Linked DNA regions of Mus musculus: region 2 is linked to region 1. A link is a loop called in an ENCODE intact Hi-C map of the cell type or tissue named here. Cell type or tissue: heart. All regions are shown on one strand. Links, peaks and the distances in the headings refer to the core of each region. The heading gives the core; the rest is flanking DNA.

The links. Peaks named below come from ENCODE experiments on the same cell type or tissue, not always from the same donor. Only the 100,000 strongest peaks of a DNase experiment are listed, where the experiment ranks them.
Region 2: it touches region 1 in a loop (2.0-fold over the local background); 9 of 42 quality-filtered maps call a loop at or near these places.

The regions. Positions count from the first base shown.
Region 1 is chr7:24,529,025-24,534,389 of GRCm38, reverse strand. It overlaps Irgq (immunity-related GTPase family, Q), which reads right to left and starts at 3,742. Exons shown (of 3, transcript NM_153134.3): 1 at 3,486-3,742; 2 at 2,475-3,006; 3 at 1-1,124. The coding sequence starts at 3,004. In heart, for the core only: a CTCF peak has its summit at 2,518 (motif pointing left); DNase peaks (open chromatin) are centred at 2,639, 3,839 and 4,632; H3K4me3 peaks cover 3,743 bases; H3K27ac peaks cover 3,187 bases; H3K27me3 peaks cover 1,211 bases.
Region 2 is chr7:24,591,260-24,596,624 of GRCm38, reverse strand. Ethe1 (ethylmalonic encephalopathy 1) reads right to left here and starts at 2,717. Exons shown (of 7, transcript NM_001364014.1): 1 at 2,614-2,717; 2 at 2,063-2,207; 3 at 1,477-1,625. The coding sequence starts at 2,694. In heart, for the core only: CTCF peaks have their summits at 2,658 and 2,871; DNase peaks (open chromatin) are centred at 2,074 and 2,744; H3K4me3 peaks cover 1,798 bases; H3K27ac peaks cover 1,010 bases; H3K27me3 peaks cover 1,134 bases.

The sequences.
Region 1 (5,365 bases), core at 134-5,133:
GCCCACCTGTTGCCGCAGCACCACCCGTGGGCCATAGGAAGGAGAGCGCGCTCAACGCTGCACCTCCCGCCGTGCCCTCACCTGCCCAGGACCCCAGCCTGGCCTCTACCTCGGCTCGCGTCACCGGGCCCGGGAAGCGCGTGCGCGTTGCCAGTACTCCGGGAGCCAGGCCCAAGGCGCGCTCACGTCGTGCTACGGCCGCGGGTTCGAGGCCTAGCGCGCGCCTCCACTCGGCCAGCTGTCCCCGGAGAAGCGCCACATCGCAAGCCCAGCCCAGCCCTGGTACTGGGGCGGCGGCCGCCGCCAGGCTAGCCAACAGGGCTGGCCTCCACGCCCCTGCCCGTAGCGCAGCCGCCTTCCTCCGCGCCGCCCGGGGACTTGCAGGTGGCAGCGCCAGCAGCAGAGCTCCGGCCTGAGCTGTGGGCAGTGCGTGCTGGAGCCAGGTTCCGAGGCCTGGGAGACCGCCGGGCCGCATCGGGAACACGGGCGGAGGCGCCTCCTCCAGCACCTCCCATAGCTCATCCTCCGGGCTCCGAGCGGCAGTGCACCCCGAGTCCCCGATGCCAGCTTTCTTTCCTTCGCTGCGTGCATCCCCTGAGTTCCCATCACTTGCATTCTGGGCCTTTTCTTCTTCCAGAACCTCGGGTGGATCTTCGCCCTGGCCGTCCGTGCGCACACCGACGAGTGGAGCATCTGGGGACACCAATGAGCGGACCTGGGCCCAGTTCTCCTCTGTGGGAGCCCCGGGGGTGACAAGGATCAGGGCATCGTAGTGGGTTGGGTGAGGGGTGACGGCAGGAGATGTGGCCGTGGGGCCCAGGGGAACGGTCCAGAGCACTACGTTGGGGCGCTCTGGAGCAGGATAAGGGGTGGGCCCAGTGGGTGCTGAGGCAGGCGCAGCACCTGGGTCTCCAGGATCCAACCCCAGCAGCATATCTAGCACAAGGCCTACATTGGTGGTGCCGGCCACCGCCAAGTCCAGTCGTGCGCTGCCCAGGCGCTCCAGACCAGCGCGCACCCACGACAGCGCCGCCTCCAGGCCACCGGTCTCGAAGGCCTCACGAACAGCTTCCAGCTCGGCTGCGCCCAACACCTCGAAGCCATCCTGGGCAGGAGGCAGGAGCCTGCAGGAGAGAGGGTGGGAGATCGGTCAAAGGCAACAGAGCTTTAAAAGTAGGAAAAGCTGGGCTGAACGAGCAATTACGGGAAAAAAAAAAATCTTTCTGAATCTCAAGAATTTAAGTAGGGAACTAATGCACATAGAAAGAAGGCACGGCCGGGCGTGGTGGCGCACGCCTTTAATCTCTGCAATCTCTGCACAAGTGGCAGAGGCAGGCAGATCTCTGAGTTCAAGGCCAGCCTGATCTACATAGCCAATTCCAGGACAGCTGGAAATACAGAGAAACACCCGTCTCAAAAAAAAAAAAAAAAAAAAAGAAAGAAAGAAAAAAAAAGAAAAAGGAAAAAAAGAAAGAAAGATAGAAAGAAAAAAAAAAAAACCAGGTGAGGCGGGACCATAAAGTTAAGAGAGTTCAGGGAAGAGCTTAAGTCCCCTAGAGGTCCCGCGGGTAAACTAACCTAAGGTCAGGTTTCCAACCGAAACTACGATGAGGACCCTATTTGGACTTCTCTTGATACAGATCAAGAGATCGGGGTCAGAGCTTTTCCAATGGTGTGCTGGTCAGGACACGTTTTCTATGGAGTGGGGCTTAGAGGAAGGCGAGGACATAATGGCAATTTCAGTATGGCCTATGGTGTCCCTGAGGGTGGATGTAAATAAGAGAGACCTCATCTAGTACTGGTGGGCCAGCGAGGTTAACTAAACAAATGAGAAGCAGCTCTCCAACTTATGCAGACCCTTCCTGAGTCGCATTTTGAGAACCATAAAATGAGACAGCTGGCAGGTGGGGAGGGGCTGGGTGGATTGGCGGGCAGTAGGCAGGGTAGAACTGAGAGGGAACTGGAAATGGAAGAACAGGGCGAGCAATCGGAAATAATGCTCTGTAAAGGTTTGGTGTTAACGAAAGGAAGGATGGGAGGGGAGTCACTTGAGAACCAAGCCAATGAGGAGGATGGGAGTGCTGGAGAGGGATCTCAAATGTTACGAGAGATGGGAGTCCAGCATCTTGTCTGACACAAGTATTTGCATATATATATATATATCTGGGCTTGTGATGCCAGAGAGCTTGCACGAAACAGGACCTTTGTGGTGGGCTTTCCAGTTGACCCTTGACGGTGCAGGCTTTAAACGACAGAAAAGTGATCCCTGCTTATGGCAGAGTCTCCATGATCTCAAACTCTGTGCTCATGGGTGTGGTGGGTGCTGTCCTACGCAAATAAGTAGGGTATGGACGAATGGGCAGCCAAGAAAAGCTTGCGTCTAACACTCTAGGAACAGGGCTCGAGAACTTTAAAGACCTCCGTAGCTGAGTTGGATCTAAGGCCACCCCATCCAGCCCGAACTGTCCCCTCACCTCTGCAGCGCCTCCGCCTGGGTCCGCAGCACCACCTGCAGGCGCTCTAGCTCCTCGCAGCGGTCACTGCTGCTGCAATCCGCCGGCGGCACAAAGAGAGGCGCAGCTCCTAACCCAGCACTGTTCAACAAGGCTGCAGTCTCATCCCGGGCTTTAGCTGCATTCTGGGAATCTCCAGGGCGCAGATTCCGGACAGCCAGCAGCGGGGTTCCTCTAGCCAGGGCGGCTCGCGCTGCCTCTCCCAGAGCTGGGGTCAAGGGCTCCTCGCTCCCCTCAGATCCTGGTAGCACCAATACCAGCAAGTTGGCCTCCGCCGCCCAGGGCCCGGGAGCTGCGGGTGGGCAACTCAGCTCACCCAGGAAGAGGCCCGGAGCCGCAGCTCTCAGGCTGGGGACTCCAGAGTCCTGCCGTCCATCGGGAATCTCTACCGTGTCCACATTCTTACCGCATAACGCGGCGATCAGGGCGGACTTTCCCGAGCCGGGAGGCCCCAGGAATAAGGCAGTCACGTCACCCTGAGGCAGAGGCATTGCTGGAAAGCAAGAGGCGGGGAAAGAAATTGGTCAGGGAGCACGTAAGACTTTTTGTTTGCTTCTTTTCTAAGACAGCGTCTCGCTGTGTAGCCCTGGCTGGCCTGAACTCATTACGTAGACCAGGCTGGCCTGACATTCAAGAGATCGATCCTCTCCCCTCTGTCTCCCAGAGTGCTGAGATTAAAGGCGTCGCACTCCCCCACACCAATCAACACCCTCTCCTAACTGATTCACTGTAGATCCAGGCTTCAGTCCTCCAGCCTGTCCTCTACTTCCATTCTCCAGTGTCACGCTGCAGGACCTAGAAACTCAACCCCCAGGGCCTATTCCTGGGAGAGCCAGGTATATGCCCATTCTCCACACGAATGCATTTCTCTATTTAAAAAAGAAGAAACAGAAGAAGGAAAACAAAAACCCTCAAAAACCTGACTGCCAAACTCGAGAATGGTCTTTCCCCTCCCCATTCCAAATCACCAACCGATCAGAGAGGTGACACGCCTGGAGAGCACAGAGGCCCAGCCCCTTAAGACGAGCTGACGGAGGCTGAAGGGGCAGGAGTGTCCGGATTTAGAAACATCCGGACTCCTTCAGGTGGCTCTATACTGACGTCATTCCTTCCAAGACCGGTGTGTCTTGGAGTGCCACTGCGGAGAGGAAGAATTTTTGGCAGCTCCTTCTTTCTAGCTAAGGCTGTTTGGGCAAAGGCACAATAAAACCCATGCGCGTGCGCAGAAAGTTTTGGGGCGGTGCCCCACCAAGACCAGCAACCAATACGCCTGCGCAGTACGTGCAGGGTTTGTACGGCAAAGGGGGACAGGAAGCGATGAGCCCACGCAGTAAGCTTAGCGTTGTACGGAGCACACAACCAACGTCATCATCACGCACCCCTGTACAGAAAAGGACCTCTCCACTTGCCCTTGCGAAGACTTGCCTGCCGTGACTATATTAGTGCCGGACTGCAACCTTGAACCTGACTCGGGGACAATGGTGGTGCAACAGATCACTGGAGTCTGGAGACTAGGAAAAACTATCCCGCTCTCGTCCGGTGGCAGAGCTGTGGCGACCAACTGTCAGGCGCAGCTAAGGGACAGTCTTCGGGGAGGAAAGCAAGAGGCGTCCGTGACCATCAAGAACTAAGAGCAGAAGGCAGTGCATGGGAGCAGCGTGATCCAGAAATGAACTAGTGAACGCGGGCGGCGGTGACTACGGTGAAACAGTAATCAATGTCAGAGAAGGATGTCTCCTGGGAGAAGGCGGGCTCAAGTGTGAGCACCACTGCTTGTGCGGGGGTTATGGTTGACACGTGAGAAACTAGGATGGGGCTGGTAAGAAAGACCAAGAGTTCCACCTTCGAGGGAATTCGGTTTCGTGAAGATGAGGACACAGGGGCTTGAAGACCGAGGTGTCACAAACCCGAGGAGTCTCCCATGTGAGACTGCTGAAGCTTTTCTAGTGAGAGTGTCATTAGAGTTCAGTGAGTGTCAAAAAATAGAGCGAGGCCCACTAAGGTTGGTGGCAGCCACGCCCCCCCCCTCTCTCTTTCATATCAGAACATCGCCCTGAAGACACTGTAGAGGGCAAGCGTCTCCCAAGGAATGGAGTCCAGACAGCCCAGGAGACGACCTCTTTGAGTACTGCCAGAAAGAGGGGTTGGGTGCAGGAGTGACAGACACTAAAGGGACCTCCATATCTCGACGCCCCGCCCTGCTACAGGTGGCCGCAGTGACTACCTGCCAGGAATGACCTCCTCTCATGATCAAAATTATTTCCCTTGATTTGGGCACACAAACAGAAGCAGGACGACATTTAGAGGAATAAAGGGCTGCCAGGCGAAGATTGGGTTGTGGGGTGTGACTGGCAATATCATTACCTGGAATGAGTCCCCAGGGTTCTTGTCCCACTTTCCCCCTAGACTTTCAATATGACTATGCTTCAGTTTCCCGTAGCAAACGTGTGCAACACGGGCTATGGTGGTAGCACACCTTTAATCCCCGAATTTAGGAGGTAGAGGCAGGCCGTTCACTGAGTTTGAAGCCAGCCTGCTCTATAGAGAAAGTTCCAGGACATCCAGGGCTACACAGACAAATCTTGTCTTAATAAACAAACCAAAACGGGCATCACAGCTCACTTCCATGGGGTAGTTATGGAATTAGCTGTCGAAAGGGGAAAACTTGACTTGAATGAAATTTAATTTAAATGATAACATCTACTTTATAACAGCTGTGACCCTGACTGAGTGTTCTCTGCACTGGGTGCATTCGATGCCAAGTATGGAGGAGTGACCTTGATTATCTCATTCGGCTCTAATGTCGGGCTGCGGTGTACCGCAGCGGTAGTATCAGTGTCTCACAGGCAGAG
Region 2 (5,365 bases), core at 140-5,139, 62 kb before region 1:
TCACACACAGCCTTGATGTAGCCTTGATTGGTGCTCTGTGTAGATGAGGGTGACCTTGAACACCTGATCTTCCTCTCTGCCTCTCTAGGATTACATCACGCCTGTTTTTGTTTTTTGTGTTTTAAAAATTTATTTATTTTATGTCTGTGAGTACACTATCGCTCTCTTCAGACACACCAGAAGAGGGCATCAGATCCCATTACAGATGGTTGTGAACCACCATGTGGTTGCTGGGGATTGAACTCAGGACCTCTGGAAGAACAGTCAGTGCTCTTAACCACTGAGCCATCTCTCCAGCCCCATCATGCCTGTTTTAAGGCTCTTTGTTGCTGTTGTTTTAAGATTTCATTTTATTCTTACTGTGTAGCACAGGCTGTCCTGGAACTTTGTAGACCAGGCTGGCCTCGAACTCACAGAGATCCACCTGTCTTAGCATCTGCCTCCCAAGAGCTGAGGTTAAAGGCAGGTACCTATATGACCGGCTTGTTTTTAAGATTTTAAACATCTATTTATGTGTACCCCTGTGTATCTGAGTGTGTATCTGAGCAAATGCATGTGTGTGCTAGCAGAGACCAGCCAGGACATCTCTCTAACTAGTAGGGCTGACACAAACGAGCTATGTCCCGCATCCTCTTTCAAATATTTACAGGGTTGAAATCAAAGTCTCCTAACAGCAGCTACACTCTCTCAACCCCGCACACAGTCCTCCTCTCCGCTAACCACCAACCGCCTCCAAATAAACTGTCCCATTCCACAAGATCAACAACCTAGGGGCAGGGACTCTATCACTCTATCACCAGACTTTCCATCCCCTCCATCAGCTTTAGCATTCTCATCACCCGTTTCCTCTCCCTGGGTACAACTCCCCCAACCTCTGTCCAGAGCACCCTGGGTTGCAAAGCTGGCTAGAAACCTGCTGATTAAGCCTGTAGCCCAGAGGAGGAGGAAGAACCTTCGCCCCTCTCCTGGGTGAAGCAATGGGGTTGTGGCTAGGGTGAGAGGGTTTCAAGGCCAACATTTAAGGAGGAACCCACAAATACATGGTTAGCCCCAAATTTATACCACCATGCCAGTGAAGGCCACCTTAAATGGTAGCCCCAGGGACCTCAGTAGACTCATCCAGACCTGTTGCTGAACAACAGGGCATTCCTTCTTCACCAAAGGACTAGGTGCCTCCCTCAGCTCTAGACTCAGAATGCCCAACCCGGAGCAAATTTTATGGAAATGGCCAAGGAAGAACCTGCCATCACTGTTGACTTAGGGGGATTGGCCAGAGCCACACCTGCCTACAGCCTCCTGCCCTAGTGCTCCACCTGGGTTTATGGTACTTTCCACAGAGAACAGAGCTGAGGAGTCTGAGCCTAAATCCACCAACCCTTCTTCCATTGGGCCCAGCAGTCCATTCCCCGAGCACCCTCTTCTCTTCAAAGTCTAAGGAGCTGTGGCCAACAACATCTTCTGTAAGACCCAACTCACAAAGCGTCCAAAGCGGATGGAATCACCTTCCCCGATATGCAAATCAGCCTGGGCTCCGCTGAGGCGGGAGATGACAGACTGGCAGCCCGGGAGCAGGGACCGGAGAACCCCCGTGCCGGTGATGTGGTCAGCATGGCAGTGAGTGTTCACTAGGAGAGAAGAGGGAATAGAAAACGGAATGTTTCAGCCCACAGCATCCAGCCTTCAGACCCAGGAAGGCAGACCCTAGACCTCCCTCAGACCCTGAGGTCCGGACTCCACCGCTCCTCCCTCATCCAACAGTCCAGACTCCAGCCCTCTTCCCCTAGACCCAGGAATCCAAGCCCACTCTTCCTCCTCTAAACTCAGGGATCCAGACCCCAATCTTCCTCCTTCAGGCCCAGAGCTCCAGGCTCCGTCTTTCTCCCTCAGACTCTCAGACCCTGACTCAATCATCTTCTTTCAGACCCTGGGGTCTATGCTCCTTCATCCAGGGTCTATCCTCCAGCCCTCCTCCCCCAGACTCAGGCGTCCAGGCTCCTGTTTTCCTAGAGCGCTTTCTCCGGGGCCCCGCCTCTCTCATGCCCAAGTTTGGTCCTGGACTTACCAGCGTACAACAGCTTGAGCCCCAGCTCCTTAATCAACTGAGCATCCCGATGCGCTGTCTCCAGAACGGGGTCGATCAGAACTGCCTCTCTTGACTCCCGGTCACCCAGAAGGTAGGTATAGGTGCAGCTCTTGGGTTCAAACATCTGGGAGGGATGGAGCAACGGAGAGAGTTCCCGGACCTAACTCCCATGCCTGGGGGATACAGTATCCAGGCCTCCCCTTCTTCCTAGAATCCTGAAGCTACAACCCCAACCCTCTTTGCCCAAGGATCAGGAATCAGAGGGTCCCCCCAGATCCCTCCAGCAGAATCAAGAAACTTCATCTTCAAACAAGCACCAAGTTAAGGACCCCGCCTTCTCTGGTAATGGGCCCCAGATCCCGACCCCAAGCTCAGGGTCCCACTAACTACTCCCTGTTAAAGGGTCGGGACTCCTTGTTTCCCAACAGCCAGGCATGAAGGACGCCCCAGACCTTCTTTAAAGGACAGAGAGTCCTGCCCCTCCCGCTGCCCCGGGCTCTGGGTCCTTTCGTCCGTTCGCCTCTCCGTACCTGCCGCAGGAGGACCGGGGCTCCGGATGCGCTTTGCTGGCTCAGCCGCCGCCCGGCGACCCTGACGACCGCGCTCGCCATCGCGCCAGAGCCCGCTCAGCACTGAGCCCTGCAGCCGCCCCGCCAGAGCCTTACGCACCGGGGCTGACCCGGGAGGGCGGGCCAGGGCGGGGCCTGCCTTAAAGGAACCGCAGTACACACGACCCAGGAAGGAAGGAAGGAAGGAGCAAGGGTTGCAGTGAGACCCTGAAACCGACAGGAAAGGGCCCAGGGACTCAAGGCATTTAGAGATACTGTTATAGAAACAGAGAGAGAAGTAGGGCTCCCTAGACACTTAGAGCCACGGGACGTTTTCCAGGAAAACACGTGTTCGGCTAGTCACCTGCTAAGGGAAAAAAATTAAATTCACGATCATTCATATTTTGAGGACCTGTTGGACCAGTATCTGACACAGGTTCTCACTACAAAGCTATGGCTACTTCGGAAATCGTCCTGTAGACCAGGGTGGTCTCGAACTCAGAGATCCGCCTACTTCTGCCTCTGTAGTGCTGAGATTAAAGGCGCTTGCACACACCATGCTTGACTGAGACAGGATCTTATATAGCCCAGGCTGGCCACAAAATCGTGGCTATCCTGCCTAAGTCTTCTAAGGACAGCAACAACAATAAATATTTAAGATTCTTATTTGTATTATTTAAAATTATGTCTGTGTCGGGTGTGTGCAGACGAGTGCGTGTAACGGTGTAGATCGAAGACACTGGATCCTCGGGAACTGGATTACAGGAGGTTGTGTAGTGCCCGTGTCGGTTCTGGGAACAGAATTTGGATCCTCTACAAAGAACAATATATGCTCTCCGGTGTGTGTGTGTGTGTGTGTGTGTGTGTGTATGTGTGTGTATTTGTGTGTGCGCGCGCATGCACATGCATATTCTTTTTTGAAGGGACATATATGTGCAGTTTAACTTTGTAGGGTCAGGTTCCACCTTCTACTTTTACCTAGATTCCAGGAACCGAACTTGCTGCAATGGTTGCTTAGCAACAGAGCCTTCTGCTAGCCCCTCACAAGGGTTATTTAAGCACCTTTGTCAGAAATAGTTATTTTTCTCTGGTTTTTTTTTCCTTCTTTTTCCTCCTTTTGTTGTTTACAGGAGCTCTCTCTCCCTCTCCCTGTCCATCTCCCTCTCCTCCCCACTCCCCGTTATTGTTGTTTTTAGCCTGGATCTTTGTAGCCTAGGCTGCATTCAAACTCCAATGTGCCTTAGAATGACCTGGAACTGCTTGTGCACACACACATACACACACACACCTCACACATACACACACAACACACACACACACACAACACATACATACACACACATACACACACATAACCCCCACACATACATACACACATATACACACACCCACATACCCACCACACACTCACATACACACATATACACACATCCCACATACATGAACAAAGCAACTTGAGAAGGGAGGGGTTTATTCCGCTTACTCTTCCACATCACTGCACATCTTTGAAGGAAATCAGAACAGGAACTGAGCAGGAAGCTGGAGGCAGGAGCTGATGCAGAGGCCATGGAGGGTGCTGCTTACTGGCTTGTTTCCCATGGCTTACTCAGCCTTCCCAGGGGTGGTCCCACTCACAGTGGTCTGGACCTTTCCACATCAATCATTAATTAAGAAGATGACCTGAGGGCTGGAGAGATGGCTCAGTGGTTTTAAGAGCGCTGGCTGCTCTTCCAGAGAAACCTGGTTTAATTCCCAGCACCCACATGGCAGCTCACGACTCTCTGTACCTCTGTTCCAGAGGCTCCAATGCTCTCACCCAGATATACATGCGGGCAAAACAGCAAAGCACATGAAATTAAACAAAGATATCCTTCAGGCTAGCCTACAGCTCCATCTTCTGGAGGCATCTCCCTCCTCTTTGATGACTCTAGATTGTGTCAAGTTGGCATAAAACTAGCCAGCACTCCTATCCACCAAACTGTCTCAAAAACAAAGAATGTCAGATCTGGTAAATTACGTTATCTTAGCACACAGGCTATCAAACATTTCACTCCTGGAATCCTATCGATAGTGGGGACACTCCTAGGCTAAGGGTGAAGGGTGTGGCTTAGCCACAGAGCCCTTGTGTAACATGCACAAAGCCCTGGTTCACATTCCCAGCACAGAGACACGAAACCCAAACTCTCTATTCCAGTGGACCAAGTCGCAGTGCAGGTTGTCATAGAGAAGCAGCCACGGGGCTTAATCATGGGGCTGAGGTTCCGAGTCCAGCCGCCACAGTGCATCTTTCTCTGAACCCTGGAACTCTCACCATGCAAACCCTACCTGGGTGCCTCACAGCAAGACCTGTTCTATAAACATGACCGCTCTGAGGCATGGCTGTGGGGAAGGTTTTTATTGTAGATATGAGGGAGAGAACAGCCAGAGACATCTGCAAGAGTTCATAAAAGGGACTGAACACGGCCAGCAGAGTGGACCCACCGTGGGAGTTGGGGCTGTTAGCTAGCGAGGAAGACGAAGAGTGGGGCAAAGTGGGAAGACTGTGAACTAGAGACGTTTAGGGTAGGGGCAGGGTGAGAAGAGCTGAGAGGAGCCCCAGGTACTTGTGATACTGAGGAGCCTGCTAGCCAGCTTTTGTTTGCTAGGCCACTAGGCACCAGACAGTCATTTGTTTCTTTTGGACTCACACTGTTAAACTCTTTCCATAGCCTCCTTTGCTTTGACCCTGAACTGT